Linked DNA regions of Mus musculus: all the other regions are linked to region 1. Evidence: chromatin loops called from intact Hi-C (ENCODE). Cell type or tissue: heart. All regions are shown on one strand.

What was found. A loop is a pair of places that touch in the nucleus more often than their neighbours do. Peaks named below come from ENCODE experiments on the same cell type or tissue, not always from the same donor. Only the 100,000 strongest peaks of a DNase experiment are listed, where the experiment ranks them.
Region 2: a loop joins it to region 1, with 4 times the contacts of the local background. A loop is called at or near these places in 4 of 42 quality-filtered maps.
Region 3: a loop joins it to region 1, with 4 times the contacts of the local background. A loop is called at or near these places in 21 of 42 quality-filtered maps.

What each region holds. Positions count from the first base shown.
Region 1 is chr6:119,345,684-119,350,683 of GRCm38, reverse strand. It overlaps Cacna2d4 (calcium channel, voltage-dependent, alpha 2/delta subunit 4), which reads right to left. Exons shown (of 38, transcript NM_001033382.3): 35 at 3,433-3,550; 36 at 1,846-1,958; 37 at 1,507-1,589; 38 at 1-653. The coding sequence ends at 549. Among named protein-coding and RNA genes, the nearest start is that of Lrtm2, 17 kb to the right of the region's middle. In heart, a CTCF peak has its summit at 2,231 (motif pointing right); a DNase peak (open chromatin) is centred at 2,223; H3K27ac peaks cover 349 bases.
Region 2 is chr6:118,920,967-118,925,966 of GRCm38, reverse strand. The region is part of intron 3 of Cacna1c (calcium channel, voltage-dependent, L type, alpha 1C subunit); the gene reads left to right. Among named protein-coding and RNA genes, the nearest start is that of 4931430N09Rik, 43 kb to the right of the region's middle. In heart, a CTCF peak has its summit at 2,909 (motif pointing left); a DNase peak (open chromatin) is centred at 2,916; H3K27ac peaks cover 349 bases.
Region 3 is chr6:119,126,829-119,131,828 of GRCm38, reverse strand. It overlaps a transcript of Cacna1c not described here. Among named protein-coding and RNA genes, the nearest start is that of Cacna1c, 21 kb to the right of the region's middle. In heart, a CTCF peak has its summit at 1,991 (motif pointing left); no DNase peak of the experiment used is centred here; H3K27ac peaks cover 265 bases.

The DNA of each region.
Region 1 (5,000 bases):
AAAGGTTGAGACTCTTCAGAGGTAGCTAATGACAGCTCGCAGGACTTAATATCCATTGCGTTCCTATTGTTTCCGTTTGTGCTGGGATTGAAAGTGTGAACCACCACGCCCAGCTTCCTTTCCATTTCTTCCCTCCTCTTCTGGTCCCTTCCCTAGTCTTTTGTCTCTCCCTCTGCCTGTCCTCTGCACTATCTGATGGATAAAAGCACCTTCCCTTTGGTGGCAAGCACACTCTTGCCACAGCCTCTACATGGGCCTCGCCGCTCAATTCCAGCCTCCAGAACTCCTCGGATCAGCAGATCAGCCAGGGAAATGGGTGACCCTTTGGTAAACTGGAGTAATGAACTTCTGTCCTTCCTTCACTTGAGACAAGAGTAGAAGACTTGAAGAGCCTTGGAGATCCCTCTAGCAATCTCTAAGAAGCAGAGACTTGTAGCCCCAGGACTGAAACAGGAGACATCCCACAGCAGTGAGGGGCCTTCATAAGCCGGTAACTTTGTAGAATGTCCTGTAAGGTCCCCCTTCTGCGAAAGTCAGATGGGATGGAGTCACCACAGAAGCTGGGGTGGAAGCAGCCAGGCCCCCAGTGATAGCAGGAGCAGAGGGGATGAAGGCAGAGTGTCTGAAGCACCGCCACAGTCCTGGGCATTCTCCTAAAAAGCCAGAGGGGTAAGGAGCATTAGGAGAGAGGTGGCCAAGGTCTGGCATGTACAGCATGGGTGCACACAGACAAAATAAGAGCCTGCTTCCAGCCTCGCCTGGAGATGGCGAGGTTTCAGATTCTCCCCCCCCCCCCCCCCCGCGCCCCAGACAGGGTTTCTCTGTGTAGCCCTGGCTGTCCTGGAACTCACTCTGTAGACCAGGCTGGCCTTGAACTCAGAAATCCGCCTGCCTCTGCCTCCCCAGTGCTGGGATTAAAGATGTGCGCCACCACGCCTGGCTCGGCGAGGTTTCAAAGATGAGAAGAAACCTGCCTTTCTTCAATCTTCTAGGGACAGTAGAGACTACTTGCTTAAATCTTTAGGGCCTTCCTCTCATAATTGTGTGGAACAGCTGTCATCTCCAGGAGCCCCTCTAGGGAGGTAGTTTGTAAAGGCAGCCACACCCAGCAGAGACTGGGTAGTAAGGTCCCTGGCTTAGGGGTTAATAGATACCAGTCGCTATTGTCATTAGCTAAGTCATGGTAAGTAGCGCTGAGGTGTCTCAGAAGTCAGGAAGGATGTGAGGGGAAGCTTACTGGGCTCCAGGCCCTAGAAGTACAGATGCCCTTGGGTCCTTTTCCCTTTCTCTCTGTCTGCTTTCCTTTGCCCCTCCCCCTCCCCCAACTGACCTGGAACATCCTTGCTTGCCACTGCTCCTTATTCTGTGTATCACACAACATCATTGTGGATGCAGGGCTCCCCCAGCATGATAGACACATAGTCCAGAAATACTCATGTCCCAAGAAGCCACACACAGGACAAAACTAGGGGTCAAAGGCCAAGCCTCTTAGTTCATAGCCCGCACCTCTGGATGGAAGGCATGGCAGGAGCCTGGTCGTCTCCGGGGCTTCTGGGAGCGCATCCTGTCACACTTGACAGAGGCATTATGTGCGGAGCTCACTGTCAAGGTACAACTCTCCACAGTTCCAGAGATCCTGAAGGTCAAGATCTGTGAGGTCAGTGGCCCAGCAAGCAGGTACAGGCTGGGCCGCTCCCTCCCCCTCCCCCTCCTCCCTCCTCCCCCTCCCCCATCATGGTGCTGGATGCAAGGGAGGACAGTGAGAAGCTGGACTCTGCAACCCAAATCTGAGCTGCTCTATGATCTCTCAGCCACCCCCTTCCCCTTGGAGGGTGGGAAGGATATATTTGACTTCTGTGGCCTCCTGGAGGATGGGAGAGTGGGCGCTGCAGTCACAGGTGCGGTCTGTCACGAGCAGGAGCAGGTTGCTTCGGGGAATCTGTTGCATCACGAATGTCCTGCAGCAGAGAGGGCAATGGGCTCTGAGTCGCAGGAAGTGCAGCCTCCAGGAGAAGTTCTCTGGGGAGAGACCTTCTGGAGCCCTGGGAAGGACAGGCAGTCCCAGGAATATTGAGACCAATAGCTCAGTACTTTTACATGAACCGTCACAATGCCACCCCTCCATTCCCAGTAGCCTGGAGAGGGTGAAGAAGGAGCTGTCATTAACACCCACAGGGATCATTTCCAGCAAACAGGCATATTACCTCTGTTAGAGCCAGAGAATTTGCAGTTCTGGGCTTGGCCACAAGATGGCACCAATGCTCCTATATATAGCTTGGGTTGGGGGGTAGGAAAAGGTCTTTATGTGTTACATACACAGCTAGGAAGGTTATCACCAAGCATTTTGTATGGGGTGGGTGATGTTAGACACACACAAGTAAGTATATAGCACACATATAAACTCACATGTGGCCATTACACCATTATGTGAACTTGGTATAGTTCCCATTGTGCACAGGACAAAACAGGCTAGAAGCTTGTCTGCAGTTAAGACTAGAGATGGAAAGGATCAAAGGCAGAGTCAAGTCTGTCTGCTGGGAAGCCCTTCTTCTCTACTATCCCCTCAATGGTTCCTTAAAGCCCGACATAAGCACGCCAATAGTGTTAGCCCCAGGAAGGCTGCTGTATGTGTACTTAAGATGTTACACATGATGAAGAGGCGGCAACCTAGATCTGTCTAGCGCCACAATCTGAGCTTACACAATAGTTGGCCTAGCTCTTTGGTTCCCCAGACATCCTGGTGGCCCCAGTAAGCTGCAAGACTGGCCAAGGGAGGTCCCTGGAGGTACTGTCCTCCTGGGTTGGGACAGATGCCTCTAGGTTGGTTTCTTCAAAGTTTAGCGTGGGAAGTCAGTAGGTGTGGCCTTCCAAGCTGGTCTGGATGAAGCTAGGGACTTTTACCCAGGAGCTAGCCTGACTGGATTCTGCTTAGAAATTCAAGACTTGGCCTGGCGATGCCCCAGGCTCTGACAGCTCCAACCAAGGCTCCTACTCCTACCCTGTGCCTTTGCTGAGAACACCCCAGTCCTGCACATAGTTCCTGCTCTGTACGGGGCAGAACGTCCTGCCTCTTTCCCAGCCTGTCACATAAGTGTTCAAGGCCCTGACGCTACCTTGCTCTGAGCGGAGGGGAAGCAAGCCTGCAGGGGTTTCCAAGAGAGACCCCGTGGCCTTGGACTTCGACTCACTGACTTGGGAATTGGTCTCTGGATCCTTGGCCCTGTGTCTCCTAAAGCAGACAACCAAACTGTCCACACCCACTCCCCTCCCCTCTGCTCCAGTCTGGGTTTTTGCTGCACTGAAGATCAGGATACCGAGAAGGGCAACTCCTCTCTGAGATGAAAGGGACTCCTTTCCTCCTGTGGAGACTTTCCTATGGGTGCCAAGGGCAAGACGCCGTTGGCCGGATTCCGTGGCTGCCTGGAGACTTACTTCTGGCAGCCCCCACACTCGATGATGCCATTGGCTTCCTGGATGGCCGTCTGATGCACGAACACTGGGTACTCTGTGTCACAGGGGTGCAGCAGGTCCTGCTTCTTGTGCTTGTGGGCTGTGGGTGACAGAGGAATGTGTGTGAGGAGGGTTACCACACATCACAGAAGGCCTTAGGGAACCCATCTACAAGGGTTGGGGATACAGCGGACCAGCACTCGGCAAAGGGTACAGCAGAGCGTGGAGGCCCTGCCACGCTGCTGTAGAGAGTAGAGGCCTTGCCCTGGCTCTGCTATGCTGCTGTGGAGTGTGGAGGCCCTGCTGCGCTGTTGTGGAGTGGGGAAGCCCTGCTACACTGCCATGTTGCCCTTCCCAGGGCCCTTGAGATTTATCCCCGGGCACTCGTGGGCACCTCGCAGCACTGAGGTCCTGATGCATCAACACACTTTACCCTTTACAGCCCAGCAGGGAAGGAGGAGAGGGAAGGAAGGCAGCAGGAACCATATTAAACACCCAGAAATGGGGTGCAATCAGGACGCTGCTTTTGCAAGGTCACACAAGGAGTGAGGAGGAGAGTCACAGGTCTCCATGCCTGGACCCGGACGCTTCCCTCACAGACAATGAGGCTAAGAGGAGAGGCAGGCTTCAGGCTAAACAGTTCCTGTGGGCTGGGAGAGCAGACGGGGTTCAGCCAACTTCACTTCCTGTTCATGCTACTGGGCACCTGGCGTCAGAGGCTGGAAGCCTCAAACAGGGCTCTCCTACTAGGCTTAAGGTTGGGCTATTTTCCTGTCATTGGAGAGGGCATTCCGTTGCTGAAACCTATCAGAGTCACCAGTGGCAGGACCAGGTGGCTTCCTTGAGGTGTCCTGGCAGAAGGGACTTACGGAGCATGCAGGCGGGAGGAGCATGACTGACTGCATCCTGAGGCTAACGTGAGTGAGCAGACTGTAACACACAGCTTCTGTCACGATTCCAGCAAGGCCCCGTGAGAACTGCTGGAGGTGACTTCCCACCACAGCCAGGAATCATGAAGGAGACCAGATCCAGGAAGTGTGAGCCCAAGGACCTGCCTTGGTCAGTAGCAACCAGAGGGGTGGAAGGGAAACGAAGCGGGTTGGGGGGGGGGCATCGTTTGTATAAGAAAGCCAAATGAGGCAGTGGGAGCCTTCTTGGTACCAGATATCCAGAACCCTGAGACTGTTGAGCAGGGTGGGCTGAAGGCAGGCATCTTTATGGCTTAGGAGCCCCACATCTCCAGGACCCAGGTGCCATGTGTGTCTCTTGGTTTGTAAAGAACAGATGTCCTTTCCCAGGCTGACAGCAAGCATCAACAGCAGCTGGGACAAAGTTTCCCTTTGCTTTGTGTTAAGGCCACCTCAGCCTGTCATTGTCTTTGAGGTGCTTTGGCCTTAGGCACAATTTCTTTCGTTCAAGTGTTGAGCCTTGTCGAGGCTGGCAGATACCTGGGCACAGGTGACAATGCTTTTGTCTCTGGGGTGACCTAGTAGCATCTCCGCTACATAACTGGAGCCTCTTGAGAGGAGATGGCTGTTTCCTAAGGCAGG
Region 2 (5,000 bases), 420 kb after region 1:
TCCTTTCTCCCTTCTTCCCCAGGAATGCTCTAGGGTGGGGAGAATCTGAGAATGGATCCCCTTCTCGCTTGGCTTCTTCAGGGGAGAGAAAGAGCCAAGAACCGAGTCAACCTCTTACATTAGGACTGCGATCCAAACATCTGTGCTTTCACGGTTGTCTCTGAGGTAGTTCTGTGCAGAATACACTTCCACAGAAACTTTGCACTAGAAATGAATGTGACTTGTTTGTCCCTGGGATTTAGGAAGATTGAGTCCACAGAGCCAGCACCCTGAGTGGTTGCTTTGTCCCCTATGGTCCCCCTTTGGTCTTACCATGAAAAGCTTGGTAATTCAATGGCCAGGTGCTATTGACAGCGACCCTGTGGGATTTTTTTTTTACATTAATATTTCTGATCTGTGGTCAGGCCCTATAACCATCCAGGCTCTTTAAACAAGAATTACCAGACCCTCTGTCTGATTTGGACCATCTGGCTTCGGGTCACCTGTAGCGTTCATTGGCCACAGGTTCTTGGTGGCTCTGGGCATAGCTGGATAGTCCGCGTTTCTAACCAGCTTGTGATCAGGCCGAGCGGCTGGACTCAGATCACACTGCTTGACTAAGTTGGACTCTCCACAGACATGACCTGGGCATCAAGAATCTCTTTAAATTCCCCTGTGACTCCAGTGACCACCTGTTGCTAAAAAACCATTTCAAATCACCAACTGATCACCTCGTCTGGTATGCATTCTGTGGTCTTGTTGTTCAGGGTCTGTGTTGTGAGTGACAGGACCTCTAGAAGTTCCATTGCTCATGAGAGACCAATGGGAAGAATTAGGATGTCTATGAATTGAGTTTCTTTGATTAAGTATGCACCCAATGTGTCCCCTATGGGAAGAGAAGTCCTGGATAGTGGGCAGAGTGATCATGAGCCAAAACAAGAACTAGCTTGCTCTCTTGTTGTGCTTGGTGGCAGACAGACTAGAGGAAGGTTATGTGCATCTGAAATAAGAGCTCTCAGCGGTCAGCAAGTGGTACCTCTCCAGGAGAATGTGTCAGGCCATTGTACCTAGTGGTCATCCTGAGTTTTCTTGACTGCCTAGCGATGGCGTAGCTGGAGGCAGGAAGCCAGCTACCTCCAGAAGCAACATTAGAGTTATCAGAAACTCAGTTTTTAAATGAAAAGCTACAGGTCAGGCATAGAGAAGAACTAAAATATCTAATAAGTGTGTGCTCGCCTCAACCGTGTTTCTCCGAGTGTATTTAGACCTATACTGAGTATGTGCAATGTGCCTGCAGTGCTGGGCAGTGAGTCCCTGTCATTAGGGAGACATCTGTGCTCACAGAGGCTGCTGACCTGGCCATGTGGGTGATGCTCCAAGGCACCGGAGTCCGTGAGATAACGTCTTTAGGATCCTGAGTGGTTAGCCGAGATACTGTTTACAAAGGAGCAGCTCTTCTCTTTTGATACTCTGTGCTCATACCGAGCCCAAGCGACTCTTGACCGGTAAGAGGACATTTGTGTCGAGGCATATAGAATCACTAAACGCTTGCCTTTAGAGGTCACCCAATCCAGGCCATTTGCTCTGAGCAAGAAGATACCAAATCTACACAGGGTAAGCTATAGATGTGTGGCTATATGTGTGTGGCCCTCTGGCAGTGAAGCTGGATGCCAAGCAGCTTCCCTGAGGACCCACCCAGTCCTTCACCTTCCTTGCCACCTTCAGAGAAATGAAGCCAGCTCAGGAAACGTATCTGGGTCCTTAGGACCAGGGGCCCTCCCTCTGAAGAGTTAATGTTTTAATTGGCCCAGCAGAGCTGAAGTCTGCATGTGGGTAAGCGAGCACAGGTGGAGAAGCAGCAGCAGAAGAGAACCTTCTGGCCAGCACCTGCTACCTCAGCAGATGCCACAGCAAATGGGGACTGGGGACTGACTGTGACCAAGGGGAAGGGAGGGATTCAGTGGCATTGTCCTCTGGGTCCTCTATGGGCAGCAGGGCAGATGTATACTTTTAGAGAGGGATGGGCTGACTTTTTCTGCAAACCCCATGATGGGGCATTCCCTGGGGAAGCCATGGGTCAAATACCCTAAGAGAAAAGGCTGGTGGGGGATAGAGAAATGGCTTTGCAACAAAGAAATGAGCTGGGCTGAGAAGTTTCCCCACCTAACTACCCAGACCTGGGAAGGTGACCGCAAGGCAGGGTGAGATGCCATGGAAGCTCTGGTGGGAGTTTGGTCAGTTGGGCTGTCCGTGGGGAGTGGCCAGAGGAGCTTGTGTGCCTGACTTTATTAAGGAGACCGGCTCAGGGCTGTGCTCCCAGGGCCCCTCCTGCATAACTCGGGGTTCCTCTGCCTAGTGTCACGAGGAATGAGAAAAGCCGAGAACTTGAAGCAGTGTGTAGTTTTGGCCTTTTCTGGAGCAGCTGCCCCTGCTACAGGGGTCTGAGGAGAACTCCAGGACCTGGATTACAGTATGAACTGTGTGTGGCAGTTTTCTATGGGGTGCAGGCCTGCCTTGCCGACTCCTGTGAGAGAGCCTTCTCTGGCCTGCGTGAGTCAGGAGATTCATGAAATAAAGGGGTCTATAGACTGGATTTAAGGCCCCTTGGTTTGACCAGTTGCCAACCATGCGCACGAGACTTTTAAGCAAGGGAATCCCACCTCCTCTGCGTTATGAGGTAGTACTGAGTGTTATCACAGAGTGGGTTCACAGACTGTGCAGTAGCTGAAGCACCTAGGAATGTGTCTTGTCCAAGAGGCTCTTAGATGGTAGCCATTATGAAAACAAGAATACTTTGTTTGAAGAAAAAAAAAAGTAAAATGGAAGTTATTTATGAGGGGTCTCAACGTGGAACCGGACAGGGAATTTTCAAAGAGCCCTTGGCTCCCCTTGTAGCCCACACATAGAACTTGCCAGCACCACCTACTGGTAGCCTGTGGGAACTGCAAGTCCCTTCAGCAGGGGCAGGACAAGGTGTTGGTGGAGAGGGGAGGAACCTGGTGGTTTGCACCCCTTTAGATTACTTGAAACGGGGGGGGGTGCATGTAAAGAGGTTAGAGTCTGGAGACTTTTGGTCTTGTTCTCCGTGTAAATAGATTTTTATTAAAATGTGTCACTTGGCTGGCAAAAGCTGGACACAATGCCCATGGCAGCATTTGGCAGCACTTTCTCAGGATAGCCCTGGCTATCCTGTCCCAGAAGCAACGGGGGTTCCAGAGGCACTGCTCACCTCCATCTCAACTGGCCTTTGTTTTCTTCATGGCAGTGACACACAAGCCAAATGAAGAATGGTCCCATTCAGTCTCCTCCCCCATTCAGTCTCCTCCCCTTCCCCCCACCTCTCCGCCCACACTTTCCTCCACCCTCCTTTTTCCTTCTGCCCTCTCCCCTTCTCCCTCCTTCCTCTCCCACTCCGTTCCCAGGCTCCCTTACTTCTTCCACCGTCTCTCCTCCCCTCCCCCCTGGCTCTCCATCCATCCGGTCGGTCTGCTCTCGTTCCCTCCCTCACACCTCTTCCACCATGTCTTATCTGGATTCTCACAGCCACCATCAGTCAGAGATCCCTCACATACACACAGCTCCACTGGGTCTTCCCAGTCTGCTCTGCCCCAGCGGCCCCTTTCACAGGTGCATCTCCACTCTCACCCTCCCGCCCTCTTCTTATTTTCTGCTAGCAAACCCCCAACACCTCAAACTATTCGCTTGAAATTCCTGTGCAGCCCTTCTTCCTCTTTGCCTAACCCATCTCAAATGCCTTGCCATTACCACCTCCGGCACCCATTAAAGTTTCTTTTAGAGTTAGTTCTTCCTCCAGGGTGCTTCTGTGGCCACTCATCAGCCCAGCACCCTTACTGTGGTCTCAGAGCCCCTACTATGCCTGTCATATGTCATGGGTGGCCTTTCTGTGTACCCTTGTCTCTCTTCCTAGCACAAGGGAGTTTTTTGTAGCTCTCTTTACTCCCAGTTCCTAGCAGAATCCCCTAACGTAGTAACCGTTCACTGAATGGCTGTGGATCCGGACGATTCTGGCTGGCCTTGAGATGCTGAACAGGCAATAAGGGGGCAAGCGATATCAAGAGAATCTAGTACCTGCCGTGTGCTCGGGACAGACCTGTTGTGAGCATCGTGTGATGTAATGTGATCACACACGGATTGGCACTGCCAGTGTGGCAGGTGACTGGGAAGGGCCATTCCTTCCCAGAACCCACAGCCTGACCTCCGGGCATGTGTCCTTTCGTTTCTTTCTGATCATGCCACCTCCTTAGCCCCGTGATAGGAAACAGCCTCTGCTAAAACCAAGAGAATGGAAGAGATGTCACATGCCAGAGTGGCCGGGAAAATGAGGTTACTCATCAGGTGTCATCAAAATGGATGATCTGTTCCCTGTGCCTTCAGGACGGGAAAATGAAAAGGGAACGGGAAGGTATGTTGACAGATGGGGAGTGAACGCAAGTGTTTGTCCATGCTAATGGAGTGGGGAGATGATGGGCACGCTGCTCTAATGGGCGAGGAACAGTTACTCAGCTGTAAAACCCAGAGGCAGAAGACGCCAGAGCCCCTGGCTGCAAACAGTGGCTGAAGCATCCCCACAGCAGTCTAGTTTCACCCGCTCAACAGGGAGGTCACAGACAAGAAGGTGCTTAATATTTAGGGAAACTTAGCTTCCACATCGGCCTCTGTCTCTTTGGGAAGTTCAAGACTACTTATGGCACTGCCCCGAGACCACTAGAAGGCTGGAGGAAAATTTCGAGGGTCAAAAGTGAATCAGGCCCAGCTTTCCTTTCCACCCCAAGGTCAACCCGAAGTACCCTCAGCCGAGAGCACTCAGCCCCCACCTCCTCCACAGCGTTCTTCGTTCCCACCCTCTGTCTGAAGTTCCTTGTGACATGGAAGACCATGCTGATTTACTACCACAGCAAGATGGGGCGGGGGTGGGGTGGGTGTTGGCAGGAGGATGCTGAGTATAAATACGGAATCCACAGGGTGAGAGGGTGTTCTGTGGTCCAGTGGTAGGGACGTGT
Region 3 (5,000 bases), 220 kb after region 1:
AGCAATATTTATAGAATTCAGTCGGATTGAACAATTTCTAAAGCCCCTGTGTTGGAAATACAAGTCAGGAAGGGAGTATCTCTCATTCTACAAAGTACACCCACAAGGGCTTAGATCTCTTTGGGGTGCATTTTGGTGAATAAGGAAGGTTTACCAGCCTGGTCAGCTGATTCTCTTTTCTTCCTATTTTTTTATTTTTTATTTTGTGTGTGTGTGTGCATGTGTTCATGAGTGTAATGTATGTACATACGTGTGTATTAAGATACATGTGTATATGAAGGTCAGAGGTTGGCATTAGGTTTCTTCCTGGATTGCTCTCCACTGTATTTTTGAGACAGGGCCCCCTGATGAACCTGGAAGATTACTGACTGGCTGGACTGGCTGCACAGCGATCTCAGGGGATGCTCCCATTTCTGCGTCCTGGTGCTAAACTTACAGACCCAAACCCAGCTTCTGTGTGGGTGTTTAGGGATCTAACTCAAGGTGCTCATGCCGCTGCTGCAGGCACGTTGCCAACAGAGCCATTTCCCCAGCCTCGTCAAGCTGGGTTGAAGCTTCAGGTGTGGGTGGTAGCGTTTCTGAAAACTCCACGGCCCTGGTCAGGAGTACTCGTCTGGTATGGTAATGTGCCCACACTCTCTTTTGAGGGAGTCTTGCTACCTGGTGTGGTTGGGTCCCCAGTCCTCCACTGAGAGGATCCTGAGGGATGTGTGAGCAGGGCCTCCCAAGCTCAGCCTGTTTCCAGCTGTATTCTTGTTGCATGGATGATGGTGCAGGGACAGGCTTCTCGATCTGCCTAAACCCACATATCCTGTAAGTGACAAAGTTAAGGTTCACATCAAAGGCTATGTATGTCCCTGCTGTGTCTCCCTGGTATCTGGCAGAGAAGGAACACTTCCTGTGTGTTATGCTTGAGAGCCAATGAAAACCACAGGAAAAACTTGAAAGGAGCCGACAATCGTGGGCTGCTGTCAACATCTAAAGGTGGAAAGGCCAGGCCTGGGGACAAGATGAGGACAGCAGAGAAAGCTGATATAGTATATTATAGTACACTGTATCGTATAGTACATATGCATACTGTAATGCTCCTCTATTTTTTCATTCCTTCAGGGTAAACCCCCAAACACATAAGCACAGTGGGGTCAGTATGGTTTGCTGGGCCAGCTTCTGATTAGTTGGGAAATAGCATTTCCTAGTTTTATTCAAGTCCATAGTCTTGCACTCACCCATTCATCTACCCACTTATCAACAAATATTTCCCAAGTGCTTCCCATGAGTCAGTTTCTGGACATGCAGTGTTTGACGACTGTCCCTGTCCTCAAAGAATCCACGGCTGCTGCTAGGACATAGCACGGTGGTAGAGTGCTTGTCCCGCATGAACCAGACCCTCGATTCCACCCTGAGTGTTGGGCCTGGGGAGGAAGCTTTGACGGTCAAAGCAGAGAGCCACGTAGTCAGGAGTTTTAAATTCCATGTATAAAAATTTGCAAGGTATAGAATGTGGACAACTTCATCCAACTTGATGGCAAAGGAGATTTAGGAACATGCAAAGGAGCATGGAGGGGTCTTCCTAGTGGCTGAAGCTAGAGATCATCATGCTAAGGGAAACAGGCCAGACTCAGACAAGTATCATGTTTGTCATACGCTAAAATACATATTTAAATGCACACATATACATATACATATGAACACATGCATACGACAGGAAAGTACAATGGACTCTGAGGAGGAATTTTGAGAACTGTGAGGGGTGAGGAAAGGGCCCAAGAGAGAGGGTAGGAAGGGGAAGAGGGATATTTTAGATTTAGAGAGGCCGTGAAAGTGAAGGGATGCTGATTCCAGTTGGAAGAACTGGAGGAGAGACAGAGGACTGAGGGCGAATATGGGCAGGGTACAGTGATGTATGTGAATGAAAATGTCATTATGGAACTCATAATCCTGTGTGCTACCTAGGAGAGGAAGCATGGTCCTCTTGGTGGGTGCTCCCCCTGCTGGTGGATGGAGACCTACTTACCCCAGGGGGCAGAGTTTTCCTCTGCCCAGTCTAGGATGCTAGTGGCTGTCCCTTGTTGCTCTAGTGTCCAGCTTTAAAGTCCCGAGAATGAGCTGTCTCTCTGAAATTTTCACTTGGCCGGAGATATTCTGAATTTAAAAAATAGACGGGGGAAGCTGTTTTTTTGACTCCTACTTCGTGCTAAGCTTTGCCATTGAACACTGAAGCAAGATATGGTGTGCCTATGTTTAGTAGAGTCCTTTAATCTGCCTACAATAGCTGCTGTCTGTTGTCACATGCTAGGGGGTTGGGAAGCAAAGTGTTACAAAAGGTCCCTGGCCGGTGAGAAATAGACATTTACATTCAATTCCTTTCCCTCTACCAGAAGGTCCAGCGCAGAGTCTCCCATTGCAGGTACCTTCCCATCTCAGCCAGAGAGGGCTCTGTGGCCTCCTCCTGCCTTCTCCCCAGAATGGACTCAGATGAGCCCTAGTGGGGACGCAACCAGATTTAACCTGGGATCCCCATAGCATATGCATCTACACCCAGGTGTGATTATAGAAGCCAGAACATGGCAGGTGAGCGAATTGGCTCCTTGTTTTCCTACCTCCCAAGGCAGGCCCGTACTTAAATCATCTCAGGCAGATGGTTAACTGTCCTATTTTAACAGGTCTCCAGGGAGGAAGGTTTCAAAATTCCCTATGGCTGTCTGTTCTAGTATTTAATCATCTTTATTGCCAGCGAGTTCTCCATCCCCATTCTAAATCTCCTTGGCTGTGATTTAAGCCTTTTTTCCCTCTTGGGGTGGGGAACGCTATGGCTTTAGGGGAGGAGGCAGACTCTGTTTTTAATTTGGCTGTCTCAGGAGTCATTTATTTGAACATCCGTTGGAGTTTGTTTTCTTTGTTGGTAAACAGGATGGAGTTAGGATGGTTCTCAAGGGCTCTTCTAGCTCCCAAAGCTCCAAGTTCTCAATTTAAAGTGCTGCCCTGTGGTTGTCTGCAGCCAACCACGCTGTGGCAGGAACAGTGCTGGGCTATGTAGAAAGCTCGTGCAATGACGCGCAGTCCTGGTTCGCAACGCCTCTCACCTGTGGAGACAATGGAGCTGCATGGGAGAGCTGACAGCGAGGGACAGGGCGCTCTACTCCAGGCCTTTCAGAAGTCCCATTGCAGTTAGCTGGTTGGTAGGATAAGAATGGCATGTTTTAAAGGTGCTGCCCTGCCTCCAGCTCTATAGGACATATGAATAGCTAGTTAGGTTTTGCTCCTCTCTTCCTCTGGACCTTTGAAGAACAAATACTGGAGGAGAGTGATGCCACCAATCATTATCAGGCAATCCTTTGTTGTCCCGTCTGCTCCAAGGAAGAGATGTCCCTAGAAGCATTATGTGGCCTACAGACAGCAGGGATTAGTACAGCATGACCCCAGGTGTTGTTGGGTGGCAGTCATGCTAGGGAAAGGCTCTCACAGGAAGCAAGAGGGTGCTCAAGGCAGTTAACCCCTTTCCTGCTAGTTCTAAAAAATTCTGGTATGTGTGTCCTGAGGGCTTGCAGCACACAGCATTTGTAGCTTTGTTTATGGGCAGGGCACTTGTTTATCCTGGGCAAAGTTCTATCAGCTGAAGGGCCAAGAGCCCTGGGCCGTGCTGTAGGCAGGAGCAGATACAGGTCTGCCAATGACCCATCCTATCATGAGATGTGGTTATCTGTCAGTTGTGGTATAGTCTTACCTCCTCAAGCTCCTTAAAGGGAGAGAGGAGAAAGACCTTCTTGTTGAGTAGGCTGGCGAGGAATGTTAATCTCTTGCACACGGCAACATAGGGCAGTAGAATTCTAGTGCCCGAGCCTGCTGTCACTGACAGAAATTCGCGTGGTATTTCAGAGTTAGCTGGAGGTTAGAGTACCTCTGACCCAACCCAGTCTTGAAATTGTTCAAAAGCATGGCATTGGGTTACAGCAAGATGGCCTAGGTCCTCTGGACGTGTAATGGGGGAGAACATTGATTCCAGTGCAGACGTGGCTCTCCTGAGACGGGGGCGGGATTCTCGGCTTTGCGTAGGGATGGAACTGCTTCTGACCAGGATGCCAGCAGAGACGGATCTCTTTAGCGCCTGATTATGCTCCACTAGATCCATAGCACAGAGCTGGGAGATGCTATTGTTGAAGTCTGTGTTGTTTCTAAACATGTAGTTTTTCTTGTCTCCAGGACTAAGTGTCTGGCAGAACGGTTTTTTTTTATTTATTTTTGCTTTACTGAAAATATTTTTTTCATATAAAACATTGTAATTATGACTTTCCTTCCCTGAACTCTTCCCAGTTTCTCCCCATCTCCCCTCCCATCAAGATCTACATTCTTTTTCTGACAGAAAAATTCATAATTTCAGAGGATTCAGAACAGATAGGCTTGGTTCCTCGTGGTGCATCACCAATAGCAGCAGGTCTGTGTGGTGGAGGCTACTGTTCACTTTAAAATTGCATTTTAAAAGTGTGTGTGTGTGTGGGGGGGGTTGTAAGTCAGAGAGTAATCTAGATGACTTAGTTCCCTTCTTCTACCATGTGAGTCCTAAGGACAGAGTTCATGACCTCAGGCTTGGTAGCAAGTACCTTTACCTACTGAGCCACAGCGCTAGCCCTGTTATTCTCTTCTTGAGAGATGGGAAACAAAGAGAAGGATAGCAGAAGGGCACAGGAAGATCCATGATCCCCAAGGAAAGGCCTCTGGTAACGCCCTTCCTCCACCTTGTCCCTTTACCTACCTCCTTGTAATGGTGGCTTTCGAGAAGCAATGCATTGGCTAGGCAATTCAGAGTTCTTATGATCTACTAGTCCCTAGAAACTCAACATGGACACACCTAGAGGTATGCTTCCCTCATTCCCAGACATTTCTTTTTAAATATTATTTTTCTTTATTCTTGAATACTTCATGTATGTATGCAATAAGACATAAGCATATCCACCTACCATTGTTTTCACTTTCAACATTGTCCTCCCCCAAGCTGTCATATT